Linked DNA regions of Mus musculus: region 1 is linked to region 2. A link is a contact called in ENCODE Hi-C or POLR2A ChIA-PET data. All regions are on one chromosome and are shown on one strand. The core of a region is the stretch at or near the end of the contact, and the rest is flanking DNA. Distances in the headings are between cores, read along the strand shown. Region 1 holds the start of Ndufs5 (NADH:ubiquinone oxidoreductase core subunit S5). Region 2 holds the start of Macf1 (microtubule-actin crosslinking factor 1).

Evidence for each region. A loop is a pair of places that touch in the nucleus more often than their neighbours do. ChIA-PET counts read pairs that join two places held with the same protein, here RNA polymerase II (POLR2A).
Region 1: a loop to region 2 is called in a map of left cerebral cortex, with 2.6 times the contacts of the local background. The contact joins the promoter of Ndufs5 here to the promoter of Macf1 in region 2. A Hi-C loop is called at or near these places in 3 of 37 maps with a recorded cell type or tissue (all left cerebral cortex). POLR2A ChIA-PET finds 5 or more read pairs at or near these places in 2 of 5 experiments (both embryonic stem cell).

What each region holds. Positions count from the first base shown.
Region 1 is chr4:123,716,144-123,719,616 of GRCm38, reverse strand. Ndufs5 (NADH:ubiquinone oxidoreductase core subunit S5) reads left to right here and starts at 1,431. Exons shown (of 3, transcript NM_001030274.1): 1 at 1,431-1,504.
Region 2 is chr4:123,682,977-123,686,011 of GRCm38, reverse strand. Macf1 (microtubule-actin crosslinking factor 1) reads left to right here and starts at 1,652. Exons shown (of 98, transcript NM_001199136.1): 1 at 1,652-2,042. The coding sequence starts at 1,823.

The DNA of each region.
Region 1 (3,473 bases), core at 182-2,681, 34 kb before region 2:
GCCATTAGAACTTTGTGAGTATGGTTCACTACTTCCATAATGAGCCAATATTTGACTGGACACAGGCTGAGTGCTCAGAAAACTTTAATTGAACTGAAACCAGTTTCATATGGGACATCCAGCCGATGGAAGGGGGTGAGTGGAGCAAGTTGGAGTGATTGAATGAAATTAATAAATTGTGGACTCTCTTACTAGGGTTTCTATTGCTGTAAAAAGACTTGTGACCATGGCAACCATTTAATTGGGGCTGGCTTACAGTTTCAGAGGTTAGTCCACTATCATCATGGCAGGAAGCATGGCAGCATGCAGGAAGGCATGGTGTTGGAGAAGGAACTGAGATTTCTACATCTTGATCAACAGGCAGCAAAAGGAGACTAATCCACACTAGGCTTGACTTGAGCATAGGAGACCTCAAATCCCTCCCCAAAAGTGACACACTTTCTCCAACAAAGCCACACATACTCTCACAAGGCCACCCTTCCTAATAGTGCCACTGCCTATGAGGCAAGCATTCACACACGTGAATCTATGGGGGCCATTCCTATTGAACCCACCACATGGACTTCGGGAATTTTCTCCAGAAACTGTTCATTCGCAGGCACAGCATCTGTCTTATAGGCCAGGCCAGCCTTGAACTCAAGAGGATACATCCTCCTGTCTCAGCTTTCTGATTGCTTTGGTGCAAATGTCAGCTAATACATCAAAGAACGTTTTCATCATGTCACAGTATAAAGAAGTCCCTATAGTAACTCTATAGCTGTTTGTTTGTAACAAGATCTCACTATGTAGCCTTAGTTGGCCTAGAACTCATAGACATCCACCTGTTTCCGTTTCTTAATTTCTGTGATTTAAAGGCCTGAGCCACCACGTTAGGCACTATTATCTTTCTTTTAAGATTTACTTTATGTGCGAGAGTTTTGTCTTCATGTATGTGCACCATGTGTGTGCTCCTGGTATTGCTGAGGTTAGAAGAACTATGTTGGGTCCCCTGAATCTAGAGTTAAACCGAGGACCTCTCCCAGATCAACAAATGCTCTTAACCTCTGAGCTGTCTCTCCAGCCCGGCTATTATGTTTATTACCAAAAAGGGAAACTGCCACCGTGAAACTGGGAAACAGTCACACAAGTTTTGGGGTCACGGCACACGAGCTTTAATCACCACATTTCCTTGGGGTGAGGGAAGCACTACTCTTTCTCGAGTGTGACCTTGCTCAAGTAGCACAACAATCAACGGTCACGACAGTGCTGAAAGGGAGAACTCACTACCGGGCGCAGTAGTATGGGGAAAGTCGGTTTATCAGCTGTCAGCGTCTGGAGGCTGGGCTGCTTGCTGCGCAGGCGCAGACCCGCTGTGCTTGGTTTCTACAGTTCCTCGGCCGGTGGTTGATTTACGGCGTCGCTCTGGAGATGTCGTGCTGCGGGCGTCCTTTACGGCAGGCGTCTGCGTCCTCCCGCAGCCGGCGGTCGGGAATTGCACCAGGGACCTGACAAGGGCACTGCAGAGGTGCGGTAGGCGCTGCTGTGTCCGCACAGCCAAGAAGTTTCGTTCAGGATTAGCTCCTTGACACATTTCCTCTCTCTGTGGGTGGCCCAGGTCTGGGCGTGTCCTCCTGCCTTCCCTTCACCCCGTAACTAGGTCGTCACCCCCACCCCCGGCCCTCCGGAGCAAATCCACCGTCTGCCGGACTCCTGCCTTGGCCTCCTTCCTACCCTGACATCCCGCTCCTTTTTGTTTTTGTTTTGAGACAGGGTTTCTCTGTGTAGGCTGGAATTCACTCTGTAGACCAAGCTGGCCTTGAACTCACAGAGAAGCATCTGCCTCTGTCTTCCAAGTGTTGAGATTAAAGGCGTGCACCACATCCTGATTTTGGTCCCCAGAGCCCTCTACTTTCTTCCTGTTGTGCACTTGGCTCAGCAGCCGCTCCAGAGCCTCTGTCCGTCCTCATTGTCATAACTTCTGTTGTCTATGTTTGTGTGTGTGTGTGTGTGTGTGTGTGTGTGTGTGTGTGTGTGTGTGAGAGAGAGAGAGAGAGAGAGAGAGAGAGAGAGAGAGAGAGAGAGCGAGAGAGAGAGCGATGTAGATCCTCCTCTGGGACTTTTTCTATTCTCCCAATGGCTTCCTCCCCCGAATTCTTACTCAGGTTCCCAGTGTGGGTCTCCAGTGCTTATGATGAGCCGTTTCCCCCATTTGCCTCTGACATACACAGTAAATGACTAAAAGAATGGGAGGGAGCTTTATAAATTAAATTCACCTAAATGTCCGCGTACAGGATGGTTTTGATGTGGGTGCTGCGCTTGCTTTCCATTCTTAAGCACATTTGTCGTTTGGGATTATTTTGTTCTATGTCAACTTTACTATGTATTTTCCATATGTTCTTTTTGCTTAATGTATGTCATATTCTACTGAGCACCAGAATCTATCCACTGCTTTATAGTTGTACGTGTAAGTTGTTTGAGATTTCCTGATTTTTTTTATTTTTTTACAAAATTTTAATTTGACTTGTTCATTTATTTTTAGCAGTTAACTAGCATCTGCTCGATTTTGCTCTCAAAACAAAAGCAGTAGGAAAAACATAGAAGTAAATAGACTGTTACAGTAATGGACGAAGTACTTTTGGGGGGGGGGGTTCGAGACAGGGTTTCTCTGTGTAGCCCTGGCTGTCCTGGAACTCACTTTGTAGACCAGGCTGGCCTCGAACTCAGAGATCTGCCTGCCTCTGTCTCCCAAGTGCTGGGATTAAAGTCATGTGCCACAACTGCCCGGTGGACAAAGTACTTTTTAAAGTTTTAATTATGTGTGGATGTATGACTGTGGGCATGTGAGTGTAGCTACTCCGTGAAGCCAGACACATCATACGGCCCTGAAGCTGGAGCTGCAGCTACTTGTAAACCACCCAAAGTGGTTGCTGAGACTCCAGCTCGAGTCCTCTGCTAAAGCAGCATGCACTTTTAACCTCTAAGCCATCTCTCCAGCCTAGGACAGACTACTTCTATAAAAGGAGAGACACAAGAGAGTGTCCAAAGACACGTGTCATTTAGGTTGGGATGGAAAGAATGTATAGAACAATGTAAATAAATAGTGTGCTTATATTATTTCTCATTTTTCTTTTTTGGGGGAGAGTTGTTGTTTTGTTTTGTTTTTTGTTTTGCTTTTAGTTTGTTTATTTGAGTCAAAACAATTTTTTTCACCCTTGAAAAAAATAACCTTATACATAGAAAGAAAAAAAATTAATTTGGGTTTTTAGTCCATGAGTTTTGTGAAAGTCCCCAAATTACTCTGGGAGAGCCCATCTTAGTAAAAAAAGGCTGGTAATCCCAGCAGTTGGGAGGTGGGGCAGAAGGATGAAGAAATCAAGGCTGTTTTCACTACAGTGTGACTTAAAACTGGCCTGGGCTAGATGGGATGCTATCTGGAAAAACAAAAAGCTTGGTGAGAAGAGATTTGGGGCCTCGGGCTTGGCAGATGAAGTTCC
Region 2 (3,035 bases), core at 403-2,902:
TGAGATTCCCAGAATCCAGGAGGAGCTGTGCCAAAGACCCAGCCATTTAGGCCACTTTCCTGCTCTGCACAGCTCAGTATGCAGATATTCCCCGTAAGGAAAAGTTGACAGACAGCTCTTGCCTTCCTTGGACTCTAGAGCCCCAACAGAACTGTGTACCTGAGCTAGATCTGGGCCTTATAGGAAGGCCGACAGCTGAAGGCATGCACCAGCTTGGCTCTGAGAGCCCTTGGGGTGGTGGGCCATGTGTAGCAGATGGTTCTGGGCAGTGAACTGAGCCCGGCTGAGGGAAGGCTGCCCAGTCTGGCTGGTGGAACCCAGCTGGCTTGAAATGATAGTGATTCCACTCTTCTCCCTCCACTAGCTAAACTGACCAGAAAACCTGCCAGTCCTTACCATCACCCCTGCCCCCACGCTGTGTGATCTATTCCCGAACAGCCCTTGGAATGAGCCAATGAATATTTTATCTAATGCCTGCTGTGTGACATACATGGAACCAGCTAAGTTTACATGCACATTTCGCGGTGTCCTTAAAATATCCTCTAAGGAGAAGTACCGTCCCTCCCCCACTGTGCAGATGATGAAACTGAGTCCCTGAGAGGTGGAGTGACTTGACCCCGATCTCGACAACTGTAAGTGGCCACACCAGGTCTACCTTGCTTCAGGTTTGGGGCCGTGTCTAATCTGTGTGCTGGAGGAATCGGGAATTTCCACCTGTTCTAGCTCACGCCTCTTTCCATGCCTGCCGATGAGACCCTGCGTGAGCTTTTGAAAATCCTTTCCATCTGTTGTCCCATTTTATCCTTATAGCATTCCTGGGAGGTGAGAGGAAGGGGGAGGTAAAAGCAGATTCTGTATTGAGTGCTTACTGGCTACCTGGCATCAAATGGCAGGAACCAGTTTAGTTCTTGCAAACAACCCTGTGAGATGGGAGGCTAACTAGCACCATCTCCATTTTATAGGTGAGAATGTCGAGGGTGACAAGATTAAATGGCTTCTCTGGGGACATATAGCTAATGGATAATAATGGATAATGGAGTAGAATTTAAGCTCCTATTTTTCTGCCTGACAATCAGTAGTAAATGCTAACACTCACACAGTATTTTTGTTTTTGTTGTTTGTTTTTGGGGTTTTTTGTTTTGTTTTTGTTTTCTTATTGTAGACAATTTCTCTATGTAGCCATGGCTAGCCTGGAACTTGCCATGTAGACCAGGCTCACAGAGCTCTGGCTGCCTCTGCTTCCTGAGTGTTGTGATTACGGGCATGCTCTACCAGGCAGGCCTAGCTAAAAACTTATTTTATTGTTAATTCTGTGTATGTGTGTGGTTTGTGTATGGATATGTGTGCATGAGCACTGGAGCCTGAAGAGACTGGAGGAGGGCCTCAGCTCCCTGGAGCTAGAGTCACAGATAGCTCAGGCAGTTGTGATCTGCCAGAAGCAGGTGTTGGGAATGGAAGTCAGGTCTCCTACAAGGATAGTATACTCTCTTAACCATCTCTCTCGCTTCCTCTCTGTCTCTCATATATGAGTGTGTGTGTGTGTATGTGTGTGTATGTTACCTAATATAATTTTCCCCTATGCCTCATAAATTAGTCTTGGCATGTGCTATTTCGTTTTGTAAATGAAAAAAAAAAAACAAAACAAAAAACTGAGGTTCAAGTAGGTAAAGACGTCAAGTCAAGTCAGTAGCAGGCAGAGCCAGGATCCTTGTGTGACTCTTGATCCTTTATTTTATTTTATCCTTCACATGTATTCTTTCTCTCTTCCAGATCCCTTCTCCCAGGACATCTGGTCCTTCCTGTAGCCACTCTTGCTTGGACCATGTCTTCCTCTGATGAAGAAACGCTCAGTGAGCGATCCTGTCGGAGTGAGAGGTCATGTCGGAGTGAGAGGTCTTACCGGAGTGAGCGGTCAGGGAGCCTGTCTCCTTGTCCCCCTGGGGACACCTTGCCCTGGAACCTGCCACTGCATGAGCAGAAGAAGCGGAAAAGCCAGGATTCTGTGCTGGACCCTGCAGAACGTGCCGTGGTCCGAGTCGCTGGTAAGAATGATCCTCAGCGTTTGCTAGCTGGCTGCTGCAGGGTTGAGGGAGTCTGGGTCAGTGTGCACCTGCATGGTGAGGTGGTGAGAGGTCCTCAGAGTCAAGTCAGCTGGAATCTAACTTGTTGTTATGATGATTGTTATTGTTGCAAAGAGGATGAAAGAACGTTCAAGAGAAACCTAAAAAGAAAAAAAAAGAAAAGAAAAAAAAGGAAAAAGAAAGGAAAAAAAAAAAGAAAAAGGAAGCCTACTGCCCTGTTACCCCATGCTGAATGAGGCCTAGTTTCCTATCTGCACCTCTGCCCTGCGTTTCTCCCACTAGGCTGTAGTTTATGTACATAATAGTTACCTTGGTGGCCTGTGTCCCACTGTGGACCTGTTCTCTTCATTCATCCTTAAAAAGAGCTTCAGATTTACATCTCAGGCTTTATGGGTTATTTAAAATTGTTATTTTTGTATTTGTCCAGATAGGGTCTCACTATGTAGCCTTGGTTGTCCTGGAACTTGCTCTGTAGACCAGGCTAGTTTCAAAAATCAGAGATCGCCTTGCCTCTGCTTCCTGAGTGCTGGAATAAGAGGTATGTGCCACCACACATCCTCAGATTTTATCCCTAACTCCTAGTCTTTCCCCAGTGTTCTGCTGTAGTCGACAATGCTATAATGATTATGTTTAGGAATAAAAACTTTTGATTTCTGTTGTGTTATTTCCTTATAAGGAAGTCTTTGGAGAAGCCGACTTTAGTCAGATTGCCTTTCGATTGATTGTCGGTGTGAGGGCTAGGGGCTGCCTCCCCTTGACAGGTCAGAAGATGCCTGCCTGCCCTTTCCAAGCAGCTGTGCTTAGGAGTGTGGGTTTTGGTCTCAGAGGAGGCAAGGAGTCACAGGTGGTGATGAGCCATCAGTGTGGGTGCTTGCCACTGAATCTGGGTCCTCTGTAAGAGTAGCCGAGGCTTGGGGCTGGAGAGACTGCTCTTCCAGAGGTCCTGAGTTCAAA